2 separate regions of the Homo sapiens genome follow, and region 1 is linked to region 2. Evidence: chromatin loops called from intact Hi-C (ENCODE). Cell type or tissue: body of pancreas. All regions are shown on one strand. Links, peaks and the distances in the headings refer to the core of each region. The heading gives the core; the rest is flanking DNA.

Region 1 (5,898 bases), core at 1,794-4,293, 360 kb before region 2:
ATCAATGGTTCTTACACTGATCTCTATATTCAGTGTATTTCCCATCATGAAAACCAACAGGGATTTTCACTGAACATGAAAAGCTGATTTTAAAATGAAATCATTCCAAGTGTAATCATTTTATATGGAAGAGAAATAGGCAGACTACTACAGAAGACTTTGAAAAGAAAGAACAAGATATGGGGTGGTACTACCCTGTTAGATTTCCAGATATATTGTAAAAGTAATGCAATTAAGACAACATGGACTTGGATAAGTGGTAGTAGACAAATAGTCATTGGAACATAGCATACATCTCATAAACAGACACACAAATATATAGAAACTTGATATAATGCAGTAGTGGCATTGAAGAAATATGTAGACTATTTAATCAATAGTCCTAGCTTATTTAGATAAGTATATTTTTAAAAAAAGATGTCTATTTCACACTATATATAAAACCCAGCTTCTGCTGAATAAAATACTTCAAAGTGAAAAGTAAAACTTTAAATTTTCCAAGACAATACATGAGATTACTTTATGACTTTTGAGTTAGGGGAATTTTTTTCAAACAAGATATAAAAAGCACAATACATAAAGAAAATGATAGATAAATTTGACTAAAGTAAAATTAAACTTCTGTTCTTCAAAATACACCATAAAAGTAAAGAGGCAGGCCACAAACTGGGAGAAAATATTTGTAACATATAACTGACAAAAGATTATTGTCCAGAAATATAATAAACTCATACAAACTGGTAAGAACAATACAAATTAATAAAATGTCAAAAGACATGAACAGTTATTTCAAGAAAATAAAACATAAATGTCTAATAAAAGTATGAAAAAATGCTGAGACTAAATTCCTTAGGACAATTCAAATTAATACCACAATTAGTTATTATTTTATACCAACAGATTGTAAAAAAAAAAAGTCTGAGAATATTGAGTATTGCCTAGAGAATGGAACAAAGGAAACAGTTATACTCTGTGGGTAGGAGTATAAATTGGCACAAGTATTTTGGAAAACAACTTGGAACTCTAATAAAGGCAAAGATGTGTATATCTTATAACCAATAATTTCACTTTTGACAATATATCTGCTGTGTTTCCCCCAAATTCATATGTTGAAACATAATCTCCAATGTGATAGTATTAAGCGTACGGCATTTGGGAAGTGATTAGGTCATGAGGGCTCCACCTTCATGAATGGTGTTAGTGCTCTTATGTAAGAGGTTTGAGAACTGCCCTTCCACCATGTGAGGACACATAGAAGACACCATCTATGAACCAGAGAGCCCTCACCAGACACTGAATCTGCTGGTGCCTTGATTTTGGACTTTCCAGCCTCCAGAACTGTCAGCAATACATTTCCGTTGTTTATACATTACCCAGTCTAAGGTATTTTGTTATAGCAGCTAGAGAAGACTAAGAAAATATCATAAATATGTGTCTGCAAACTTGTAGAAGATTGTTCCTAAGAGCATAGTTTGTAAACAAAAACCTGTAGACCATGAAAATGTCATCCAGCAATGTGATTCTGGACAGCAATGAAAGCAAATGAACTGCAGCTACACAAATCAACATGATAGAATCTCACAAACATAATATTGATGAAAAAAGTTTTGAAGAATATGTACATGCAAAATCATTTATATAAAGTTCAAAAAACATGCAAACATCAAACTTATTTACCTATGAACATATGTTTCAAAAATTATAAAGAGAAATGGGAGCATTCATAGTATGAAAATGCTTGGTTAACAGTCAATATCCCTCAATCACTGGTGTTCAGAAATCTGGTAAGATGCAACACAGCGTGATTTTACAACTGTCTCTTTAAGCGTTCATATGACTTGGCTCTGTGTCCCCACCCAAATCTCATCTTGCACTGTAATTCCCATTGTTGGGAGGGACCTGATAGGAGGTGATTAAATCATGGGGGCAGATTTTCCCCTTGCCATTCTTCTGATAGTGAGTAAGTTCTCATGAGATCTAGTGCTTGAAAGTTTGTAGTAGCACTTCCCGCTTTTCACTCTAGCTCTTTCTCTCCTGCTCCACCATTGTAAGATGTGCTTTCTTCCTCTTCACTTTCTGCCATGATTGTAATTTTCCTGAGGCTTCCCAGCCATGCTTCCTTTATAGCTTGCCAAACTGTGAGTCAACTAAACATTTTTCTTTATAAATTACCCAGTCTCAGGTAGTTCTTTATAGCAGTGTGAGAACGGATTAATACAAGCATTTTGAAAGCCAGTTTCTCCAATTATTAAAAGTTTTTGGAGGCTGGCAAGATGGATGAATAGGAACAGCTCCAGTCTGCAGCTCCCAGCAAGATCAATGCAGAAGGCGGGTGATTTCTGCATTTCCAACTGAGGTAACCGGTTCATGTCATTAGGACTGATTGGACAGTAGGTGCAGCCCATGGAAGGTGAGCCAAAGCAGGGTGGGGTGTCATCTCACATGGGAAGTGCAAGGGGTCAAGGGACTTCCCTCCCCTAGTCAAGGGAAGCCGTGAGAGACTGTACCGGGAGGAATGGTGCACTCTGGCCCAGAGACTGCACTTTTCCCAGGGTCTTCACAACTGGCAGACCAGGAGATTCCCTCTGATGCCTACACCACCCAGGGCCCTGGGTTTCAACCACAAAACTGGGTGGCCATTCAGGCAGACACTGAACTAGCTGCAGGAGTTTATTTTTCATACCCTAGTGGCACCTGGCGCCAGCGAGACAGAACCATTCACTCCCCTGGAAAGGGGGCTGAAGCCAGGGAGCCAAGTGGTCTGGCTCAGCGGTCACCACCCCCATGGAGTCCAGCAAGCTAAGATCCACCGGCTTGAAATTCTCATGGCCAGAACAACAGTGTGAGCTTGACCTGGGACGTTTGAACTTGGTGGGGGGAAGGGCATCTGCCATTGCCAAGTCTTGAGTAGGCGGTTTTCCCCTCACAGTGTAAACAAAGCTGCCTGGAAGTTTGAACTGGGAGGAGCCCACTGCAGCTCAGCAAGGCCGCTGTGGCCAGACTGCCTCTCTAGACTCCTCCTCTCTGGGCAGGGCATATCTGAAAAAAGGCAGCAGCCCCAGTCAGGGACTTATAGATAAAACCTCCATGGGACAGAGCACCTGGGGGAAGGGGTGGCTATGGGCACAGTTTCAGCAGACATGAACGTCCCTGCCTGACATCTCTGAATACAGCAGCGGATCTCCCAGTGCAGCATTCGAGCTCTGATAAGGGAAGAATCCCTCCTCGAGTGGGTCCCTGACCCCCGTGCCTCCTGACGGGGAGACACCTCCCATCAGGGGTTGACAGATACCTCATACAGGAGAGCTCTGGCTGGCATCTGGTGGGTGACCCTCTGGGGCAAAACTTCCAGAGGAAGGGACAGGCAACAATCTTTGCTGTTCTGTAGCTTCCGCTGGTGATATCCGGGCAAACGGTCTGGCGTGGACCTCCAGCAAACTCCAGTAGACCTGCAGCAGAGAGGCCTGACTGTTAGAAGGAAAACTGACAAACAGAAAGGAATAGTATCAACATCAACAAAAAGGATGTCCACTCAGAGACCCTATCCGAAGGTCACCAACATCAAAGGCCAAAGGTAGATATATTCATGAAGATGGGGAGAAACCAGCACAAAAAGGCTGAAAATTCCAAAAACTAGAATGCCTCTTCTCCTCCAAAGGATCACAGCCCCTCGCCAACAAGAGAACTGGATGGAGAATGAGTTTGATGAACTGACAGAAGTAGGCTTCAGAAGATGGGTAATAAACTCCACCAAGATAAAGGAGCATGTTCTATCCGAATGCAAGGAAGTTAAGAATCTTGAAAAAAGGTTAGAGGAATTGCTAACTAGAATAACCAGTTTAGAGAAAAACATACATGACCTGATGGAGCTGAAAAACACAGCACAAGAACTTCATGAGGCATACATAAGTATCAATAGCTGAATCGACCAAGTGGAAGAAAGGATATCAGAGATTGAAGATCAACTCAAGGAAATAAAGTGAGAAGACAAGATTAGAGAAAAAAGAGTGAAAAGAAATGAACAAAGCCTCCAAGAAATATGGGACTATGTGAAAAGACCAAATCTACATTTGATTGATGTACCTGAAAGTGATGAGGAGAATGGAATCAAGGTGGAAAACACTCTTCAGGATATTATCCACAACTTCCCCAACCTAGCAAGGCAGGCCAACATTCAAATTCGGGAAATACAGAGAACACCACAAAGACACTACTCAAGAAGAGCAACCCCAAGACATATAATCGTCAGATTCACTAAGGTTGAAATGAAGGAAAAAATGTTAAGGGCAGCCAGAGAGAAAGGTCAGGTTACTCACAAAGGGAAGTCCATCAGACTAACAGCAGATCTCTCAGCAGAAACCCTACAAGACAGAAGAGAGAGGGGGACTCCTAAAGGAAGCACTAAACATGGAAAGGAACAACTGGTACAAGCCACTGCAAAAACATAAAAATTGTAAAGACCATTGACACTATGAAAAAATGGCATGAACTAGTGGGCAAAATAACGAGCTAGCATCATAATGACAGGAACAATTTCACACATAACAATATTAATGTTAAATGTAAATAGGCTAAATGCCCCAATTAAAAGACACAGACTGGCAAATTGGATAAAGAGTTAAGACCCATTGGTGTGCTGTATTCGGGAGACCCATCTCATGTGCAAAGACACACATAGGCTCAAAATAAAGGGATGGAAGAATATTTACAAAGCAAATTGAAAGTAAAAAAAAAAATGCAGGGGTTGCAATCCTAGTCTCTGATAAAACAGACTTTAAACCAACAAAGATCAAAAGAGACAAACAAAGGCATTACATAATGGTAAAAGGATCAATGCAACAAGAAGAGCTAACTATCCTAAATATAAATGCACACAATACAGGAGCACCCGGATTCATAAAGCAAGTTCTTAGAGACCTACAAAGAGACTCAGACTCCCACACAATAATAGTGGGAGACTTTAACACCCCACTGTCAATATTAGACAGATCAATGAGACAGAAAAGTAACAAATATATCCAGGACTTGAACTCAGCTCTGGACCAACAGAACCTAATAGACATCCACAGAACTCTCCACCCCAAATCAACAGAATATACATTATTCTCAGAACCACATTGCACTTATTCTAAAATTGACCACATAATTGGAAGTAAAACATTCCTCAGCAAATGCAAAAGAATGGAAATCATAACAGTCTCTCAGACACAGTGCAATCAAATTAGAACTCAGGATTAAGAAACTCACTCAAAACCGCACAACTACATGGAAACTGAACAACCTGCTCCTGAATGACTACTGGGTAAATAACAAAATAAAGGCAGAAATAAAGATGTTCAATGAAACCAATGAGAACAAAGACACAACGTACCAGAATCTCTGGGACACATTTAAAGCAGTATGTAGAAGGAAATTTACAGCACTAAATGCTAACAAGAGAAAGCAGGAAAGATCTAAAATCAACACCCTAACATCACAATTAAAAGAACTAGAGAAGCAAGAGCAAACAAACTCAAAAGCGAGCAGAAGACAAGAAATAACTAAGATCAGAGCAGAATTGAAGGAGATAGAGACATGAAAAACTCTTCAAAAAAAATCAATGACTCCAGGAGCTGTTTTTTTGAAAAGATCAACAAAGTAGATAGACCACTAGGCATATTAATAAAGAAGAAAAAAGAGAAGAATCAAATGGATGCAATAAAAAATGATAAAGGGAATATCACCACTGATCCCACAGAAATAAAAACTACCATCAGAGACTACTAAAAACACCTCTAAGCAAAAAAAAAAAAAAAAAAAAAAGAAAGAAAAAAAAAGAAAAAAGAAGAAAAAACTGAAAATCTAGAAGAAATGGATAAATTCCTGGACACATACACCCTCCCAAGACTAAACCAGGAA
Region 2 (5,898 bases), core at 1,971-4,470:
TTTCTTTAGTCAAATTCTAGAACAGACCCCAACTTAGCATTAATAAGCATTTAATGCATTGTGAACATAATGGACATACCATAATGGAGAGTCTGTCTAATTCAGTTCAACACAACCAGTATCTAGCGTGTGCTGGTTTACAGCTTTCGAGATTGTATACCTCCTCTGAACACCTACTTTGTGCTAGGCCTGCTGATCTAGAGCTTTCAAGATCACTTATCTCCTCTTAACTTACTAAGGACCATTATTTACAAATTCAGAAAGACTTTACTTCATTGATGTTTATTTTTACTCTTCCTTTTTACATCCAACCATCACCCTCATCACTTAATAGAAAGACCCCCTGCGGGAATGTAAAGATTCCAGGCTTTGTAGTATAAGAGATCAGGATCAGAACAGTGTGCCGCTTGGATGGTATGTGAACTTGAGTAACTTTCCTAACTTCTCTAATCCTCTTAGCCCTCAGATCTATAAAATATTGATAATTATATCCACTTCCATAGAGTTATTGTGAAGATTAGAATTAGTGTAGTGACAGAATTTGTTCTTCCAGCAGTCACCAGAAGTTTCATAAATATTAGTAATATTGTTTATATCCTGTCAACTTTTAACAACAACATACCAAAAAAAAATTAATGAATGCCAACTATGCGTTGGGAGCAGAATGAATTAGACTGGTTTCTAATATCCCTCAGTTCTTGGATGCTCTGTTTTGTTTCTTCTTGTTGATTTTTTTGTTTGTCTTATTTTTCCTGCTCTCTTCTTCCTTTGTGTTTCATTTTGAATAATTTCTATTGACCTGTCTTAAAGAGCACAGAATCTTTCCTTAGTCTTCCAATGGGCCCATCAGAAGAATTCTTCATGTCTTACATCATTTGAGTTTTTTTTATCACTTGACTTAAAAAAAAAATAGATTCCATTTCTCTGCTATCGTTCCATCTATTCATGCATGTTGTCCATCTTTATTTTTCTTGCTTTTTCATGTCTTATAATTCTTAATTGAACAATGGACCCCATGTATAGAAAGAGTTAAACAGCATTTACACCCAGAAATGGGTAGAAACAGTTAAATAGTATTTACACCTAGAAACTGGCAGGCTCTTCTTCTATCATGCTGTTTGTATAAGAGGCTGAGTCCATCGGAAAATGAACTGGATTTTGATTTTGTTGATATCATTGCCTGTAATGGGCTGCTATTATCTTGTGCTTAGAGTAGAGTCTTCTAAAGAAGGTACTGGAAAGCTTTCTCAGTGTTCTTGCTTCACTCTGAGCTATCAGCAGTCCTGGAACCCCTGAGCTATATAGAGGCTTTTCTTTCAATGTTTTTGCCCCTCCAAAGCAGTTAACATCTGTGACTAGTTAGTTGATCCTAGCCTTATGTGTTCTCTATGCTTGTCTTAAGTGGGCCATGCGCCCCCGTGCCTTAGGAGTGGGACTTTCTTAGCATCCTTCCACTTTCTTTTCATGGCAGAGAAACTTCCTTATATCTGTGATTGGTCTTAGGTGGCCGAGGCTTTTCTGCCCTGCTCAGTGGTAGTAGACCTCTGCTTGGTATCAATATAGGATTCTGTTCTTAAGAAGGCTTCTTATTCTTCCCTAGGGCAGATAAAGGTTTTACTTCTACATTTCCCCCAGCAGTCTTGGGAGGCAGTGAGTTTGTCAGCAGTTTAAGGCTTTTGTTTTATATAAATGAATGTCCTCAAAGGTCATTGGGACTTCATGCCTGTCCCTGTGCAGCCTGTCACTTCCTGCAAGCCTGAACCACCAAGGGGAGTGCTTTTCAGTCTCCTGTACTGCTCCCAATTTTTCTTATGAGCACGAGGTAGTAGAGTTACCTCAATTGGAAATAAAATTAAAGAAATTTACATATGGAAAAGAGCTTGCGTGTGCAAACTCCCCCTGTCTTTGAGACGCTCAGCTATTCTAAGCTGACATGTTAGCCCATGGTTGGCCTTTAAGACCTTATTGACATTTTAGCAGATTTTTTTCTTACCTGTTTATATGGCAGCTACCTCTTCCCTTGTGCTTTGCCAATGGTGAAATTAATCCTGTCTCTCATCTCTCCTTGGAGGAGCTTCTAATATATGAAATTCAGTTTACTTGGTTGACTTGCAACACAGGTCTCATAGGTTCAACAAAAATTATGATTTTTTAAAAAGATTATCCAGCTTTTTCTCATTGTTAGGATGGGAGTGACATTCTCTTGCAGGTTTTACCTTCTAAGTTGAAGTGGAAGTGATATTAGAAGCAAAACAAATGAAAAGATATGATTCTTAGTCTCAAGGATTTGGTAAGAGAGGAATGTACTTAAAATTAAACACTGCCTTTATAATGGAGAATATATCAGATGACAGTTGAGTGGTAGAGAAATAAGTGAATAAAACTGACAAGGATTCTGAAATCACTATGGACTGGGAGAATTGGTAAAGGGTCCTTGGATGTGTTACGGCCACATCAGAATCTTTCCTAGTGACCTAGTCTCACATAGCAGTCACCTGCTCAAGGAATGTAATTCTGATGCTTGTGTAAAATTTTGTGTCCTTAGCCTAATAATAACAGCCCTTAATCAACTGAATTCATCAGACTTCACCAAATACGTATCTTGATAATCTTCCAGTTTGCCTTTTTGCCCTGACACGTATGTTTTCAGCATATTTCGCAAAGTATGTTCAGCTCTTGTCTCTTCATCCTGACATCTCACCTACCTGGAACATTAGCACTCTTATTATTCTGAAACTACCACTTGCCTTAAAAAATGAGATTTATAGCTTGCCATTTTTAGAGCTAGCCTTTCTCAGGCTAGTTCTTGGACATTTATTTCTTCTGGGTCTCTCTGGACTTATTTATCTAGCATAGTTATGATGAAAACAGTTCTGTTCATGAGTCAGAACACTTGGGTTGGAGTCACATTCTGTCACTTATGATTTACCTTGTCTTGCCCAAGTCACTTTGCTTTGTTAATCTTTTGGTTTCCTAATATGTAAAATAGAGAAAATGTTCACCAAATTTGTTGTATAGTAGATATTTAAATGAAATAAAATACAGTACATAAAGTAGCTAACACATTGAAGCAAGTCAATCATGGGTAAGTCTTTTAACTCTTTAGTTATTACCTATACAAATTAAAACACATCTTTTTAAAGCTTGTTTTGAATTATAAACTGCCATGCATTTTAAGATGTCACTATTATAATTATACATTATTATTTAATTTATTCACATATTATTTCATGCAGGTATTTTTTTCTTAGGCTGCAAAATACATAAGCTTGGGGATTTGTTGTAGACTTTAGATAAGCAAGGTAACACTTCTGGATCTCAGTTGCCTCAACTGTAAAATGGAGGGTAGTACAGATTGTACCTACTTTCAAAAAATTTATGTATTACAAGCATCTTAATTTTCTTATGTCTAAAAAGTTATATTTTCTCATTCGTCTGCCTATATCCCTTATTCCTTCCCCTCCCAAACCCCAGGAATTTAAATTTACCCTGCATTTTGCCTTTTTAATATTTGTCTGCCACCTGGTGATCAAAATGGTAACTGCAAGGTTAACAGTCTCCTTGGTGCATCAGGGGAGTGATTTTCATCATTCTACTTTCTGATTCACTTTCTGGAAACCATTGCAGTGAAAAGAAAGATTTATTTTGCTTACTGTAACGAAACTAAACTTATTTCTTGAGATCTCCTCAGACATTAAGTTCTATGATTTTGTGTCTTGGTCCTTCTACCTCTGTCACATTTTGTGTACATTTTCTTACATTTTTTTCTTTCATATAAAATACTTTTCCTTCTTGTCTTTACCAGTATATATTTTTTCACTTAGTGTCCACCTGTAGGGTCAGTGTTTCTAGTAGAATATCTCCTCTAGTAAGTTGTATTGCATGCTGATAGCCTTTTTCATTAGTTTAGTACCTTTTCACATTCTTAGCAAGCATCCCTTGTTATACGAATGTTCACTTCATGAATTTTTACATATATTAGATGTGTACTTGACATTTTACATTTTCAGGGGAGCAAAACTTTTACAATTATGTGTGTTTAGGCCCTAGGAGCAGTCTAATTGAGGTTGTGTGACATCCAATTCCCCATTTTATTCTTAATTCTTTGTATCAGAATGATATAAAACTTTGCTTATTTTGTTTTCTCATGATGTATTTTACATCCAAAAAAATGTACCCTTGTTTTGCACAGTACTGTCTTTCAAGAGAGTTACTAATTTGCACAGCATCAACATGACTAGTGAAATAACCAGTGTTAATGTGATAGCTACACCAGGTCTGTACAGTTCAGAAACTTCTATACCTTCTTATTTGATCTCAGAATTTACCGATGTTTATAATATGTAGTTACAGTTATATTATTAGCTGACTGGACCTATTTTTTCATTATTTAGGAACATCAACAATTTGACACTACTTATCAGTATTAATGGTCATTTAATGTAAGATTTTCATCTATGATCAAAAAGTTTATCAATTATGTTCATACAATGAGGAATAAAGTTTTTATTTATAACTGCTCTACTATATGTAGTATTTTGGCATTTCACCCTATATTTTTTAAGTGTCTTGAGAAAAGGGAACATCTTTTTCATTTATTTTGTTATGCTTCACAGCATGGAAGGCAGTAGTATGCATGTAATAAGTGCTTAATGGATGTTGAAGTGAAGAGATGCTAAGAACTGAAAGAAAAATGAGATACAGCTACTGACTTTCAGGGAATACGCAGTAGCAGCTTTCAGTAGGTTCTCAATAAATATTTCTTGATTAGATGGATTTCTATTGCTCTTCATTATCAGGACCTGTAAGTCCAGAGGCTATCCCATGCCTGCCTGCCCCTACTAAATTCTCATCTCCCATACTTCCCTGCTAAATCTATGATTTCCCCCACCTTACTATTATAATCCCCCTTGAATTTAAATTTCCAGCTTTTGCCTTCTTAATATATGTCTGCCATCTAGTGATTAAGAGGATAACTGCAAGTCTTAATGGGCCCCTTAAAAAATCCCATGTACCAACATAAGCCCCAATCCACAATGCACCAATAGTTACCTTTCATTCCTTAGTATTTGCCCTGATTGTCCCACCACTGGACATTTGCACATATTGCTACATCTTCCATCATCTAACTAACCTACTAACTTTTCAGAGCTCAACTCAAATATCTTTCAGGGAAAGACTTCCCTTGACCTCCCACACTAGGTCAACTTCCTGAAGGGCTTTCATAGCAATCATAGTTTAGTACAAATTAACCGAAGTCATAATTTTTATGCTTATTTGTATGACTGTTCAATTTAATTCATGTCTCATTTACTAGAATATAATATCCATGAGGACAAGGGGCCTCTTCTTAGTTATCACTGTGCTCTAGCGTGTAGCCCAATGCCTGGCACAAAGCAGGCATTTCTTTAATCTTTGTTGAATGAATGAATATAATACCCTTCTGTGCCTCATGGACACTAAAAATGTTTATGTCAGTGAACTAGTATAGTACTTTATCCTTTATGTTTTTCTTATCAGTTCATTAATAGGTTCTCAGCAAAAACTACCTACTATGTATAAAGATATTCATTTATTCAGAAAACATTTCTGCCTGACCTAAAGAATAATTTTACAATAAAAATAAACTTATGACTCATATTTTAATTAGCTCATTAATTAATATGGAAACCCCAGTAAGGTGGTATAAAGGACAATCTGAAAAAGAGAAACACTCGAGTACTGAAATGTATATGCTGACAGATACAAAACCATAATATCCACAATGTAATAATTACATCTTCACTGGACAAAATTTACTTGCATCTCTATGGACAAGAAACATTTGCATTACCGTCAGTCTTTCACAAGTTAATTTCTATCTTTACAGAGCTATAAAAATAGAACCTATGAATGGTG

The links. Peaks named below come from ENCODE experiments on the same cell type or tissue, not always from the same donor. Only the 100,000 strongest peaks of a DNase experiment are listed, where the experiment ranks them.
Region 1: it touches region 2 in a loop (2.8-fold over the local background); 5 of 110 quality-filtered maps call a loop at or near these places.

Annotation. Positions count from the first base shown.
Region 1 is chr1:197,881,346-197,887,243 of GRCh38, reverse strand. No RefSeq gene overlaps it. Among named protein-coding and RNA genes, the nearest start is that of C1orf53, 18 kb to the left of the region's middle. In body of pancreas, for the core only: no CTCF peak of the experiment used is centred there; a DNase peak (open chromatin) is centred at 2,953.
Region 2 is chr1:197,518,963-197,524,860 of GRCh38, reverse strand. All of the region lies in intron 20 of DENND1B (DENN domain containing 1B), which reads left to right. Among named protein-coding and RNA genes, the nearest start is that of DENND1B, 250 kb to the left of the region's middle. In body of pancreas, for the core only: a CTCF peak has its summit at 3,526 (motif pointing left); no DNase peak of the experiment used is centred there.